Regions from separate parts of the Homo sapiens genome. Here region 2 is linked to region 1. A link is an interaction called in ENCODE POLR2A ChIA-PET data of the cell type or tissue named here. Cell type or tissue: PC-3. All regions are shown on one strand.

Region 1 (8,000 bases):
CAATTTAGTTATATCTTTGCAATCACACCTTAAACTTTCTAAGTACAACCAAAAGAAGGACATTTCCCTAAGCCTTCCACCTTCATAAGGAAGATAAAACAGTCACCCTGGCCGGGCGCGGTGGCCCACGCCTGTAATCCCAGCACTTTGGGAGGCCGAGGCGGGTGGATCACGAGGTCAGGAGATCGAGATCATCCTGGCTAACACGGTGAAACCCCGTCTCTACTAAAAATACAAAAAAAAAAAAATTAGCCGGGTGTGGTGGCGGGCGCCTGTAGTCCCAGCTACTCGGGAGGCTGAGGCAGGAGAATGGCGTGAACCCGGGAGGTGGAGGTTCCAGTGAGCCGAGATCGCGCCACTGCACTCCAGCCTGGGAGACAGAGCGAGACTGTCTCAAAACAAAAAACAAAAAAACAAAAAAACAAAAAAAACAAAAAAACAAAAAACCCAGTCACCCAAGAGGAATGACATATACATTAATTATCCTCTCCATAATTCATTGGCTTGTTTCTTTCCCTTTCAAAGATAAGTAAGAAGACGAGGGCAAGATTTATTAGTTACAAACCATAGCCCCAAGAAATAAAAATAATTTTAACTAGCATAAATGATTGTTGGCCTACTAGATGACCCGGGTTAAATGGGTCTATATCTTGAAGGAAGCAGAGGACTTTTATAAATTGGAATATACTACATTCAAGATTCAGCTGGAACCATGAAGGTTCAGGTACAGTTAATAAGAACATAGTGGGTTGGGTCAGTGGCTCACATCTGTAATCCCAAAATCTTGGGAAGCCGAGGCAAGTGGATCACTTGAGGCCAGGAGTTTAAGACCAGCCTGGCCAACATGGCAAAACCCCATTTCTACAACACAAAAATTAGCCAGGTGTGGTAGTGTGCACCTGTCATCCCAGCTACTTGGGAGGCTGAGGCACGAGAATCACTTGAACCAGGGAGGTGGAGGTTGCAGCGAGCCAAGATCGTGCCATTGCACTCCAGCCCGGGCAACAGAGAAAAACTGCCAAAAAACAAACAGACAAACAAAAAAACACAGTGGATGTTATAATGCAAAATAGACCTTAAAGAATTCCAGTTGTTGAAAATGTCCACCAGGCCCTAATGTGAGCTTTTTGAACCAACTGTAGCTAAGTGAGGAAACATTACCCCTACCCCATCAGAGAGGAACCTCAAAATTAGAACATTTGGGGAATTTTCCTTAGATTATATAACTGAAGGGGAAAAATGTATGTCCCAGGTTTCAAATGAGATTCATGTTCTCATTCACCAGGTTTGCATATATGTCATAAATATATCCCAGGTTTATGTTATAACTAAAACTCAGCCTCATTTCCTGCTAAAGCCTTGTCATAACTTGGAGATTTATGAGTCCTGGATTTTCTGGAGGTACTGTTTACGATATTCATTAAGACGCTAGGAAGCCTTACCCAAATTCTGTTTTGTATACCCCCTCATGAATCTCACTGACATCTTAAAAAATGTGCCCTACAAAACTAGAGGAAGGGTGAACCCCACTTTTAAATAAATAAATGCAAACAGAACTGGTCTACTGATCAAAACTCACCTTCCAAAGGTAAAATGATACAGTGTTTAGAAGGCATCTACCATGCCATAGCACTTCATACCAACAGTCCAGTTTAAAAGCACAATTTGTACAATGGTGGCATTTTAAGCATTTGTAGATCACTGTTGTAAAAAACCATAAACCTTCATTAAAGAAAAAAAAAAGGCTGGCTGTGGTGGCTCACGCCTGTTAATTCCAACACTTTGGGAGGCCAAAGCAGGAGAACTGCTTGAGGCCAGGAGTTTGAGACCACCCTGGTCAACACAGTGAGATCCTGCCCTGTTTTCAAAAAAAAAAAAATCCATCAAATAAAAGAGATAAGTAAGGTATTTCACCCCCTGCTTCTAGCTTAAAGTGAAGAAAGTAGTCTAGTTTCAAATAATACGGTCCATCCTTTTAAGCCATCAGTTCTTCCCACTGGATTCACAGATGACAGCTCAATTCAATGAGCCTCCAACAGCAATAAAGTAACTTGCAAAATTTTCACATCATCATAGCAAAAACTTTAAAAACATGAACACAGAATCCCAAGGACAGTTGATGGTACCTCTATCAACCCCCTTGTGCAGGACTTCCCAATTTCTAAAAGAGAATACCAACTTCCTCCTTGTAAGTGTTCAAGTGAATAATACAGACCTTCTACTAATCAGCAATGTGAAATATCTGCACTGCACACTCCTGACAGAACATGCCCTTGAGCTCTCTGTACTATGAATCCAAAGTCTGATAAACACATGTCTGAAGGGTATGCAGTCCCTTCTTTCATTTACTACATCAACAGTTTTCAAGCATTTTTTTACACTATAAAATCTTTGTATCAAATCTTACATAACTAGTTGAATTTACAACTCTGGTTGAAATATGTGTCAGAAAATTCAAAGCCTTGCCTGTGTGTTATCCCCTTCCTTCAAAAATAAGGAAACAAGTAAGAAAACAACGGTTACAAATAGAAACAGTATGGGTTTTAGAGTGAGTAAAACCAGGTTTTAAATTTTATCCTTCTATTTAATAACCATGTCTTTATCATCTCAAAATCCAAGTTGTCTCATCTGTAAAACGGCTAGCTCCTTCCTCATGGGGTAGCTGTGGAATAAACCATGGTATGCAGAGTGACTAGCACGGTGCCTAGCACAATGCAGATACTAAATAATGGTTTCCTGTATTCGAAAAAACTACACAAACTGGTACCACTTGTTACTCATACTAATCTGATTTAATCTTTTCCTCTAACAGTAGGCTCACTGGACTGGTGATCATCATAACCACTGAGAACCAGCACTCAGTTGAAGGGCAGATCTAAAAACTCAGCCTGCATAAAATTATTATAGAAAGATTAGGAACTTCCAATTAAAATGAAATTTGGCAACATCAAATTCAGGAAAAAAGCTTCTATGTGCACTACAGCAAGAAAGAAGCCGACAAGATAAAGCCTTACCAGATAGACGATAATTACCTATAATAGTTTCCACATATTCAGAGTTATCATTGACATTGAAGAGGTCCCCTGCTCCAAGAGCATAATTCAGAGACTCCTCAAAAGCCCCCAGGTGATAAAATACTTTAGATGCCACTAAGGCTGCAAACTGCCGACTCCGGAAACCTTCATCTTCGTATAAAACCTCTCTGAAAGAAATTAGGAAGTACAGGTCTAGTTCAAACTGTGGTTTTCCCTAAAAATCCCAAATCTAAATATTCAAGCCACAATTCAGTTAACAGCAAATTTCTAAATGAATCAATAAGCCACAAGACCCACATTCACAATTAAATTTGATCCATCTTATTCTGATTTATAAAAATAATTTCTTACATTTTGTCTACGGACTCGGAAATTTCTGCCCAGAAGTCATTAACAACTGCATTCAATTTGTGTAGTGCAAATTCCTGTAAAAGATAACCAAAATCCTATTTTGAGATAGACTTATCATTACACTTCCTTAAAAAATTCTTTTCAGCAAATCAATGATCAAATCCTCAGTAATATTTACTCAAACTTTTACTCTATGACAAATATAAAAATTTACCAACTTACACTTTTTCTTGAGTTTACACATTTCTTTTCTGTTTTCAATCATCAACATTTTTCTTCTTTGAATATAAACAATTAACTCCAGGTTGCTGGTTTAGATGTAAAGGAATCAAGTATCTAGAGCCACCAGAAGGACATTCCAAATTTTCATCAAATAAAAAACTTTAAATATGTGAAACAGAAGCAACAACTTTTTGTGTTTTCTGTTGATAATGAAACTGGGGCGGGGGAAGCGGAAGGTGTGGTGGCTCAGACCCGTAATCCCAGTACTTTGGGAGGTCAAGGCGGGGGGATCACTTGAGCCCAGGAGCAGGAGTTTGAGATCAACCTGGACAACACAGTGAGACCCCATCACAACAAAAAATTTAAAAATTAGCTGAGTGTGGTGGTGCATGCCTACAGTCCTAGCTACTTGGGAGGCTGAGGTGGGAGGATCATTTGAGTGTAGGAGGTCAAGGCTGCAGTGAACCATGACCACACACTGCACTCTAGCCTGGGTGATAAAGCGAGACTCTGTCTCAAAAAAGAAAAAAGATTAAAAAAAGAAAAAAAAGAAAGAAATTAGGGGGCTATTCAAGTGTCGTAACGAGGTTTATTTGTCTTAGCTTTGTTAAACTCAAGGGAAACCAACTGCTGTGGCCAAAATACTGTCCTCTCTGGCTAGGTTACAGTAACTGGGTACAAGCCAGCTAGGACAGCAACTTTAAATGATGGAAGATTACAGATATCACTAAATTCAAAAGGCTTCACAGTATTCACACTAAGCCTAGTTACTTATTCTTCAATTCATACCTTAAGCTGTGGTTCATCTTCATCCAGAAGAGAAATAATTCCAGCTATGAGAAAAAAGATGTAACATGATTATGAAACACATTCTCACTAAAGTGGAAATTAACACCTGGTCAAAAATACATGATGGCTGAAAAACAATTTTTTTGAGGCGTAACTTCTCCAGGGGAATGATTATTTTTCTTTGAAAGTGTAAAGGTTTATATCTCAAGTTTAAGACTTAACTATATTATCAAACCCTCATGGCACCACATATATTACATCATTTGCCTAATTCAATGGTTTTCAGTGTGTTCCCTGGACTAACAGCATTGCCTGGGAACCTGTTAGAAATACACATTCTCGGCCCCATTCCAGACCTACTGAATCACAAATTATGAGGATGGGGCCCAGTACTGTGATTCTTTTGCTCTCTATAGTTTGAGAACCATTGGCCTAATTTACTGATTAAAATGGGAAACTTTCCTATACAATTTTAGAATAAAATTATTCATACAAAATAAATCAACAGTTATAAGATTATTTACAAAAATGGGAGCATTTAGTCATCAAATCAACAAGGTAAAATACTTCAATTATTTCAAGGTGTGTATATTATGGCACCTCTTTCCTATCACAAGTAACCTGGGTTTTACCAAATGATGAACAATCATACTCATTCTGAATTCAATTACCCAAGCACAGTGTTCTCCATATGGCTTCTCTTAGCCTCAAGGTATTACCACTAACATAGGAGAGTAAAAGGAATAATTGTCCTCTCCAAAAGAACACACCTTGAAATATAGTCAAAGGTCAAAGGGATTATTGGAAAAATGATATGGGAAATTATTGTACTAAGACCACAAAGGAAACCACTCTCAAATGCTTTCCATGTGGGTTTTAAAATCATTCCAGAACACCGAGTTGAAACTGTGGTTTGATTAAAAAGTGTCAAGGCAACTTAGTTAGATGTAGCCATTTCTAATTGACAAGTATAGGTTTGCCAAATAGCTTAAGCAATCTTTAGGAAGCCACACAGGAAAAGATACAAAATTTACCAAGCAAAACTAAAGTAGCATAAAAGCAGATATAAAGAACCTCTTGGTACTCTAGGTTGGTATGACAAGTCCAGAACAGAGATTCTGAATGGACAGCACAGGGAACAGATAAATTTCAAAATTCAATCAGTGAAAAAGAAAAAATTGCAAACTAGTGATGTGGAGTAAGATGACAGGCCAGAATGCTTTAAATGTAGAACAGATCTTAAATAACAGAACACTTAATACTAAAACTGCTACCTATCCTCAGTCAATGTATTTGAACGGCTTTTACCAAAAAGGGAGATGGATTTTTATATTCTCTGGTTTGGTTTCACTTATGACTAACTGGTTACATGGTTGTCCTGGCTTGGAAACTCAGCCTCTGGCCATGGACCAGAACTAAATCAAATACTCTACACTCCATACATTAGTATTTCCCATCTTAAAAACAAAACAGAACTCTCTTCTGGAGAGGGGAGAGAATGGGAAAGGCCTAAGGATGCTAAAAGCCTCTTATGCCGTTATAGGAACTGAGCAGATATTGGTCTAAAACTGTTGAATCAATTGACAGAAATATTTGGATATTTATTTACAAATACGGAGGTATGTTCCAGAAGACACAGCTTAAAAGTTGGGAATACCTGCCTCTGGGGATCAGGAAAGGGAAAGTGAGGTGGGGGACTATTGTTTTAAAGCTTTTTAGCACAACTTTCCTTTATGTGTCTGTATTATGTTTAAAAAAGAAAACACCAACCCACTCAATTTCACATCTCCCGCCTGGAAGCACCTCTCTCTCTCTCTCCATTCCCCTGCATAGTCAAACCTCTTGGAAAAAACTAATAGAACATGTTGACCTCTTATTCACCACTGTATGGTGATGCCTAGCAACTGCCTGGTCAATAAATGAATGAACAAACTGACTAATCCACACCAGAACCATGAGACTAGCCTGTTTAGCACCTGGGACAAATTCTAAGCCAACATGAGCCATAGGACAGAAAACAAAGTGACAAAAGATTTGGAACAGAAGTTGACAAGTAATCCAATAAACTTAAATGGCAGTAATAAATATACACTATATGATCATCACAGAATCTCAGGATAGGACCTCAAAAATTATTAGTTTTGCCACCTTAAAGAGGCTTAAAGTCTATTATATTGTCACCAAGTGCTTTTTCCGCCTCTACTTTAAAAACTCAAGGGACTGATTAATTGCTTTGACTGGCTGACTGAGCTCTTCAGTCAAGACATACTTTTGAATTTCTGCCATGCTCTCAGCAGTATTCTAGAATTGTGAAAACAAGCTTCCTGCTCAAAATTCTACCAGAGAGAGAGAGAGAGACAGTGATCAGGCAAGTAAACAAACAAGGCAATTACAGAGCTGTGGTGGAGGGAGAGTAAGCGTGTTTTAATAGAATGATCAGGGAAGGATAACATTTGAGTTGAGACAAAAGATTGAGAAGCTAAGGGAAAATCTGAGGAAGAGAAGACTAGAAAGGAACAGAATGTGCCAGGGCCCCGAGATAGGAGAGAAACTGACATATCCAAGGAACAAAAAGTCCAGTGTGATTAGGATGTATTGAGTGAAGACAGTACTACAAGACAAGGCGGGAATCAGATCATGTGGGTCCTTGGTTAAGAGTCTGGATTTTACTGTATGCCAGGGGTGTCCAACCTTTTGGCTCCCCTGGGCCACAATGGAAGAAGTATCTTGGGGCATACATAAAATACACTAACACTAATGATAGCTAATGAGCTTAAAAAAAAAAAAAAAGGTTTGTATATAATTTTCACGATGTCCGACCACCACAGTAAGAAAAAAAGTCCTCGAATTCAAAGGGTTGGACACGGCTGCTCTAAACACAATGTAAGCACTGGTGGATTGTAAGCAAAGAAGTATTATGTGATTAAAGTTTTAAAAAGCATAGTCCACAAGAAAAACGGGCTGTACGGAGGTAATGGTCGAAAACAAAGCCTTAAGGCTGATATAGTAACCCAGACAAGAGATGAAGGTGGTTTGGGCCGAGTTAGAAGAAACATTGGTAATGGATGGATTTGAAATAGAATGAGGCCTATAGGTGGCAAGAAACTGAGTGTTTATTTGATCTTTACAAAGCTCTGACTGGAAAAACTTCCTGATACTGAACTAAAATTCATCTCGCGATCACTTGTATCTCTTGGGGACAAAAAGTCTTATTTCAGGTACAAGTGACAGCTCTTCAAATGTTTGAAAGTAACTACGTCTCCCAGTATCTCCAACGATCTCCTTAACCAATCCTCATAAAAATAAAGTTTTGATCGCCTTACCATTCAGATTACTGTCTTCTGCTCACCAGTTTGTTTACAATAAAATGCTTTCTTTGTGGGTCAAACACAGAGTAAGAAAATGAGAAAAGGGTATGTAAATAGGCAACGGAAAAAAGCACCAAGGCTCTGGACAGCTATATGCAAGTCAATCTGTAACGGGGAGCTTAAGTCTCCAATTGAAACTTGATCTCTGTAACTTACTCCATTGCAAATGTCACTACGTGAATCTACCTATGCAATGGTTTGCGCGTATGAAACCTGCTCCGCAGATCCATCCATT
Region 2 (8,000 bases), 310 kb after region 1:
AGACAATTCTCAAAAGAAGATATATAAATGGCCAATGAACATATGAAAAAAATGCTCAGCATCACTAATGATCAGGGAAATGCAAACCAAAACCACAGTGCAATACCCACCTTACTCCTGCAAGAATGGCCATAATTAAAAAATCAATAAACAGTATATATTGGAATGGATGCGGTAATCAGAGAACACTTCTACACTCCTGGTGGGAATGTAAACTAGTACAGCCACTATGGAAAACAATGTGGTGATTCCTTAAAGAACTAAAAGTAGAACTACCATTTAATCCAGCAATCCCACTACTGGGTATCTACCCAGAGGAAAATCATGGAACCAATCCAAATGCCCATCAATCAACGAGTGGATAAAGAAACTGTTGAGTGTGTGTGTGTGTGTATGTATGTATATATATGATGGACTACTACTCAGCCATAAAAAGGAATGAACAGCATTTGCAGCAACCTGTATGAGACTGGAGACTATTATTCTAAGTGAAGTAACTCAAGAATGGAAAACCAAACATCATAATGTTCTCACTGACATGTGGGAGCTAAGCTTTGAGGACGCAAAGGCATAAGAATGATACAATGGACTTTGGGGACTTGTGGGGAAGCGGGCGAGCGATAGAAGACTACAAATAGGCCGGGCGCAGTGGCTCATGCCTGTAATCCCACCATTTTGGGAGGCCAAGGCAGGTGTATCACCTGAGATCAGGAGTTTGAGACCAGCCTGGCCAACATGGCAAAACCCTGTCTCTACTAAAAATACAAAAATTAGCTGTGCATGGTGGTTCGTGCCTGTAATCCCAGCTACTAGGGGGACTGAGGCAGGAGGACTGCTTAAACCTGGGAGGCGGAGGTTGCAGTGAGCTGAGATCGTGCCACTGCACTCCAGCCTGAGCAACAGAGCAAGACGGAGAAGAGGAGGGGGGAAGAGGAGGAGAAGGAGGGATGAGGAGGAGGAGGAAGAGGAGCGGAAGGAGTAGGAGGGGAAGAAGGAGGGAAAGGGGAAGAAGGAGGGGAAGGGGAAGAAGGAGGGAAAGGGGAAGAAGGAGGGGAAGGGGAAGAAGGAGGGGAAGAGGAAGGCAGAAGGGGACGGAAGAAGAGGAAGGAAGAAGAGGAAGGAAGAAGAAGGAAGAAGGAAGAAGGAAGAAAGAAGAAAGAAGAAAGAAAAAAGAATACTACAAATATGGTACAGTCTATACTGCCTGGGTGATGGGTGCACCAAAACCTCACAAACCACTAAAGAACTTATGTAACCAGATACTACCTGTATCCCAATAACCTATGGGAAAAAAATTTTAAAATAAATAAAATCCAAATTCCTTACCATGGCCCTCTAGGTTTTACCTATCTCCAACTCACAGCACAGCCTCTGGCCTTGATCCTAGAGGTCCAGACACACTGATGTCCTTTCTGCTCCCCAAACTACTTCTAAGTCAGATTATCACATTTGCAAATATGGTAAAATTGTAATTTTAAAATTTAGATGGTTGGTGGGTGTGTGGGTTTTCACTGTTAGTTAACTTTTCTGTATGTTCTAAGTTTTTCTTAATATTGTTTTAAAACAGCCTTAACTATGTTTTGGACATAACTGAAGTTCACGAAGAAAATGAACAGAAATAGATATTTTAATAAAATAATTCATTTGGCTTTCAAATACAATTCCCTTGTCCATTAAAAAATGGTTTTTTCTTTTCTTTTTTTTTTTTTTTTGAGATGGAGTCTTGCTCTGTCACTCAGGATGGAGTGCAGTGGTGCGATCTCAGCTTGCTATAACCTCCACCTCCTGGGTTCAAGCAATTCTGCCTCAGCCTCCCCAGTAGCTGGGACTAGAGGCACGTACCACCATGCCTGGCTAATTTTTGTTGTAGAGACGGGGTTTCACCATGTTGGCCAGGCTGGTCTTGAACTCCTGACCTCGTGATCTACCCACCTCAGCCTCCCAAAGTGCTGGGATTACAGGTGTGAGCCACCACGTCTGGCCAAAAAATGGTTTATAATAAACCTCAGCAGGATTCCTTGGGCTAAGCCAAAAGTATTAATGTGACTGGGACAAAGCCAGACAGTGACAGGATTCTAAAGTGGGTTGTGGCAATCCGTACCTGCTATGGGGACAGGCTTCCTTCTGATGGTAATTATTGGTGTATACTTGAATCCCAAAGTGGTGGTATGTGGGGGGCTGTTAACATATTACTTTCATATAAAATGAACAGTTACAACACTGCAAGCTGAATCCGCATGGACATTTAGCTTCCCCCTTTCGCATTCATGCACTGCTCTCCGCTAGTTGTTTTCTTCTCTCTCCCAATGCCCTTTCCTTTCCTGCATCTATTTATTTATTTATTTTCCTTTCTGCATTTAATTCAATGACTCTACTCCAATGTTGATGTCCTTCAAGGTTCCACTCTTGGCTGTCACCTCACCCTATATTCCCTCTGGGTGATCTCATCTATGGTTTCAACAATCTGAAATCCATTTCTAGCCCGACCAATGGCCTACCTTTCCAACTGCTGCTCCCTATAGATGTCCTCCAGGCAATCCAAATTTCATCTAAGTCCTGCTTCTTTTTCAATGTTCCCCTTCCCAGTGAATGGATCCATTGTTCACTCCATCACTAAACTTGGTTGTCACAGCAAACTTTACTCAACTCTTCCATGTATATTCAGTTCACGATTTCAGTCAATTCTGTTTTCTAAATCTATCTTTACAGACATTAAGGGTAGACCCTCACCATTCTCCACAAAGGCCAGGAGTTGTCAATGGGGTCACTATCACCTCTAGGGTATTTCTATGGTCTGAATATACCTTAAAATCCATGGGTTGGAAATTTAATTCCCAATGCAAGTGTTGGGAAGTGGAAACTAATGGGAGGTTTTTAGGTCATGAGGACTCTGCCCTCCTGTCACTATAACGAGGACCTACAGGAGTGGATTGCTCTCTTCTGCCATTGTGAAGACATGGCATTTGTCCCTATTTTGACCTTCCACCTTTCACCATGTGAGATGCAGCCCTCCTCAGACTCTGAATGCCAGCACCTGATCTGGGACTTAGTCTTCAGAACTGTGAGAAATAAATTTGTTTTTTATAAATTACCCAGACTCGTATATTTCGTTATAGCAGCACAAATGGACTACGACAGAGATGTTGTGTGAGATCTGGTTGTCTATGATTGGGACATTTACTGACCATTGAAATATTTTTTTTTTTTTGTAAATATGTAACATTTCACAAGTTTGTGTGTCATCCTTGTGCAGGGGCCATGCTTATCTTCTCTGTATCATTCCAGTTTTAGGGTATGTGCTGCCAAAGCGAGCACCAAAATCATCACTTTAAAAAAGGCATTGCTTTTTAAAAGCACATAAGCATATCCTTCTGCTAGTTTCTATATCCTTTGAGGTTGGGGGTGTGTATGTGGGGGGGGGGGGGGTGGTCAGAATATGAAACTCTTTCCATCTACTCCTGCATCTAAGTCCATCACAGAGAGTTAAAATTCGAGCTTTTAAAAAACGGTTATACTGTTCATTATGCAAAATTCAAACATTAAAGGATTACATAAGGTAGAAAAGTGAAAGTCACCTGAAAAGCCTGTAAGAGACAGTCATTATTAGTAGTTTGGCATATATTCTCCTTTTTATTACTTGCTTTGTATTTGTGGGGGGTTTTGGTACTGAAGTCTACTCTCTTCTCCAGAACAGATGGAGACCAGATGACACTAGAAATGGCCACTTCTATCTTACAAAGAACAAAGACATCAAATCACTGCTCTATTACATTAATATTCTCAAGAATATTTTCAAGAGTACAAAGCAACATCCCAAGAAAGTGCTAGAGAATATACAGGATACCCATTAGGAAAATAAAAGCCCACACCATTTAAGTTAAGCCTGTTAGGTACTGCCCATCTTTGGAGATCTGACTGCTTTTGCGTTATGTGACACACTCCTCTTCACCTATGTATTGACAAATACTGAAAAGAACTCAAAAGGTCCATAAGTCAAAAGGTCCATAAGCCAGTCAGCAGAACATTCATTCACTCCATTTCTAACTGTGTTTACTATATGTCACAAACTTAAGGCATCAAGAGTGCCTGCTCTCAAGACAACATTCTGGTGTGTATGGATGTGGGCGTATGTGTTTAGAGACAATAATGAAAAACTGCTGAATGACAACACATTCCTAGACAGCTGAGCTCACAAGACTCTACACTAACATATGTGTTAGATCTGACTCACGAACTTCGTGGTCAAATACAAAAAGCACAAACAAAGAAAAAACCCCACACATCATAAGATAGTTGCCTACAAGGATTATTAAGGTTCTTAAGCAGTCATGGAGTGTGAAATGTAGTACATGCATGAACACATTCTTTTTAGATAACTGGCTCTAAGACTTAATCCCTTGCTTCCAGTGTTAATGTTACTTAATTAAAACAATAACTATTTACAGATACTGTGTTAAGTGCTAGACTATCTGTCTGGTAGTACAGAACAATTATTTAAAGCACAATAGTTAATTACACGGGTTTTAAAGATAGCCTGGGTTCAAATCCTGACTTTGTTATGCCTCAACTGACTTAGACATTTCTAAGCACTCTTTTCCTTATCTCTAAAATGGGAAAAGCAATAGCTACTTCACGATATGGTATAAGAATTAAAAAGTGCTTAGCACTGTATCTGCATATCTATTATATAAACTGGATAGCAATATAAAATGGAATAAAATGAATGACCTTATTGTTCTATTTAAGCCTACATCTAAAGTCTTGATTCAGCTTTTGGATGAATGGGAAGCAAGATTTTCTTAGCTGCAACTAAGTTGTGATAACTAAAAATTTTTAAAATAAAAACAAAATTGAGAACTACATATGGAGAAGTAAAAAAAAAATAAAAGATGTGGTAACTTAGGTTCCATTAAAATAAATCAAGAGTAGCTTTAAGAAGCAGTTGAAATTTGGGGTAATTTATAAAGGGAAGAGGTTTATTTAGCTCACGATTCTGGAGGCTGAGAGGTACAAGATCAGGTGGCAGCGTCTGGTCAGCTTCTGGTGAGGGTTTTGTGCTATATCTTAACATGGTGAAGAGGAGGTGGACATATGTAAAGAGACCAAACAGCAGAGGTGGCCTCACTTTATAAAAGCCTGCTTTGGCATTAACTAATCCAGTCCCAAAACAGTGAGAACTCAATCCTGGGAGAAAGGCATTAATCCCTCTTAACGACCTAATCACCTCTTAAAGATATCTCCTCCCAACACTGCCACATTAGGGGCCAAGCCTCAGCATAAGTTTTGATGGAAATAAACAACATTCAAACCATAGATGGCACATATTTGTAGAATATTTGTAGAATGAACTATTATTTATTTTGATCCTCAAAGTAACAGCAGGATTCTCCATTTGTTCGTTCCTACAAGAAGTTCTATTATTTCTATTCTATAGATGAGTAAACTAAGGCTCAAAATTATTGGCTAGTTTGTTCAAATATCATGAAACTAGCTAGTAAAGCGAAAAAGCTGGGACTTCAAAGCAGGTTTTTAGCAACTCTTATGCAGTGTCTATTAGGTTGTCCAGTATCTTTCATACTACAATCAATATATTCATATGTATCAGTAAACTTAAAAATGTTTCTAAGCCCGCAATTACACTTCTACGAGTGTATCCTCATAATCTATTGCTTCTCTAAGATTTACATACAAAGATGGCCACTGAATAGTTATTTAATACAGTAGGAAAAGGAAAACCAACCAGAATTCTCAGCAAATAGAACTGAACATTCAGAAGTCATTTAAAATCAATGCTTCTGAGGATTTCTACCGATATGAAAAAATGTCTACAACTCCTCTTAAGGGAAAACACTTTAAATATAAGTTTGCATACATATAATCCCATCTTTATCTATACATGCAGAGCGATTTGCTAAGAGAAAAAATAGCAAAGGTTAATAATGGGTAGTGAGAACATGAATTGATATTTATATTTTTCTAAGGTTAAGTATTTACAAAGTCCATATAATACTTTTTTTCTAAATATAAAAAGTGTATTTTAAAAAAATCAATACATGATCATTTCCTACTAAAAGAAACCAAGACTTCATGAAAGAGTAGGAAATACCCAAGATGAGCCAGGGACGTGTTACTCCAGAAAGCAAATACTGTACTTATGAGGTCATGCTAAAAAAGGCACAGGAGCTAAGTTGAAAAGTGCTGCAAAGGCCTAAGATGGTAGAATTTGAGCATAAAAAATAATGATTACAATGCATTAACATGGAAATCAAGCATCTGCACACATTAAAGTATTGTATATTTAATAGTAACATATGTATATATAAGAATATATGTAAAACATTAGCGCCCATTAAAATTATAATAATACTAAAAATAATTTTCTTTGGTTACCTTGGAGGTTGTGAAGGCAACAATGCAACACTCCAACAATTGGTTTAAAAAAAAAACACGGGGGCGGGGGGCGCACATTTATCCTGCCTTTTTCTGTATAGACTATATTTCAGGATAACCATATAGATGACAAGGGAAAGTTCTTTATAGGAGATTCATAGCTAATAAGTGTGGATAGGAAAAAATTACCATTTTGTTATATATATATATATATATATATATATATATATATATTTTTTTTTTTTTTTTTTTCTTTTTGGAAATAGAATCTCACTCTATTGCCCAGGCTGGAGTGCAGTGGCATGATCTCAGCTCACTGCAAACTCTGCCTCCCAGGTTCAAACCATTCTTGTGCCTCAGCCTCCCTATGTAGCTGGGACTACAGGTGGGTGCCACCACTGCCAGCTAATTTTTGTATTTTTAGTAGAGATGGGGTTTCACCATGCTGGCCAGGCTGGTCTCGAACTCCTGGCCTCAAGTGATTGACCCGCCTTGGTCTCCCAAAGTGCTGGGATTACAGGCATGAGCCACCGCACCCAACCCATTTTGTAATTCTTAATGAAATAATGGAACTAGGCAACAATCACCAATGGCCTTAACCATTAGGTGAAAGGCTGATGGGGAATTTCATAGAGGATACGCAGGCTAACTACATGGACAACACTAATCTATTAGGACAACCACACACCAGTGTGACTCATGATACAACACAATAGGAAGTACAAAGCATCATCTATCAAAATTTGACTCTCCCTTGCCCACCCCACCCAACTACAATTCTGAATCAAATCAAGCTTCTAGATCTAGCGGTTGGTCTACAGGCAACAAGAGGGAGGAACAAGTTTAACATCACCATAGGGAAGCAGTAAATCAAACCCAGAAAATGGACACTTCACAGGACAGATGTCAGGCTTCTCCAAAAAACCAAACAACATAAGAAAAAGGAAAAAAAAAAAAGACAGCAGAGACTTAAATAATAAGAGCCTCATATAGTCAAATACAATGCATGGGCCCTCTCTGGATCCTGATTCAAATAAACAACTGAAAAAAAGATATTTTGGCAATCAAGGGAAATTATATACTGGGTATGACAAGGAATTACTGTTAATTCTGTTAGGTATTATGACGTATGTAAAAAATATCCTGATCAGTTAGACATACATGTGGAAGTATGAGTGATATGGGATTTCCTTTAAAATACTTTAGTTCCACCTCTCTCAGAGAACAAGGTGGGGGACAGATGAAATAGCTAGCAAAGTATTAACTGTTGAAGCTGGAAATTCATTACACTACAGCCTATGTGTATACACTTATATATTTCATAATTTAAAACATAGTAATATGGCAAAAGTTTCTATTTGAAGAACTGGTATGTCTCAAATCACTGGAAGGTGAACTATATAATCCATTATATTTTGCGCTAATTTTCCCCCTTATTTGCCAGCAAGTTAAAAGTTAGATTTATGCATAACTGCAAAATGACCACTGTGACCACTGTAATCCATGTTTCAGACATAAACACTACCTTTTCCTTCTACAGAGTCTCAAAGTTCTCTTACTTAACTGTTCCAATCTACATGTGTTTTCATTTTGTCCACTGTAATTCAATT

Evidence for each region. Peaks named below come from ENCODE experiments on the same cell type or tissue, not always from the same donor. Only the 100,000 strongest peaks of a DNase experiment are listed, where the experiment ranks them.
Region 2: POLR2A ChIA-PET joins it to region 1 with 10 read pairs; 3 of 35 experiments call an interaction of 5 or more read pairs at or near these places.

Annotation. Positions count from the first base shown.
Region 1 is chr2:231,057,708-231,065,707 of GRCh38, reverse strand. PSMD1 (proteasome 26S subunit, non-ATPase 1) reads right to left here. Exons shown (of 25, transcript NM_002807.4): 2 at 4,398-4,441; 3 at 3,387-3,460; 4 at 3,033-3,202. LOC112268432 (a long non-coding RNA gene) reads left to right here and starts at 7,962. Exons shown (of 2, transcript XR_002959456.2): 1 at 7,962-8,000. In PC-3, no CTCF peak of the experiment used is centred here; no DNase peak of the experiment used is centred here; H3K4me3 peaks cover 2,877 bases; H3K27ac peaks cover 362 bases.
Region 2 is chr2:230,747,456-230,755,455 of GRCh38, reverse strand. All of the region lies in intron 1 of CAB39 (calcium binding protein 39), which reads right to left. It also overlaps the pseudogene RNU6-268P. Among named protein-coding and RNA genes, the nearest start is that of CAB39, 39 kb to the right of the region's middle. In PC-3, no CTCF peak of the experiment used is centred here; DNase peaks (open chromatin) are centred at 4,205 and 7,135; H3K27ac peaks cover 860 bases.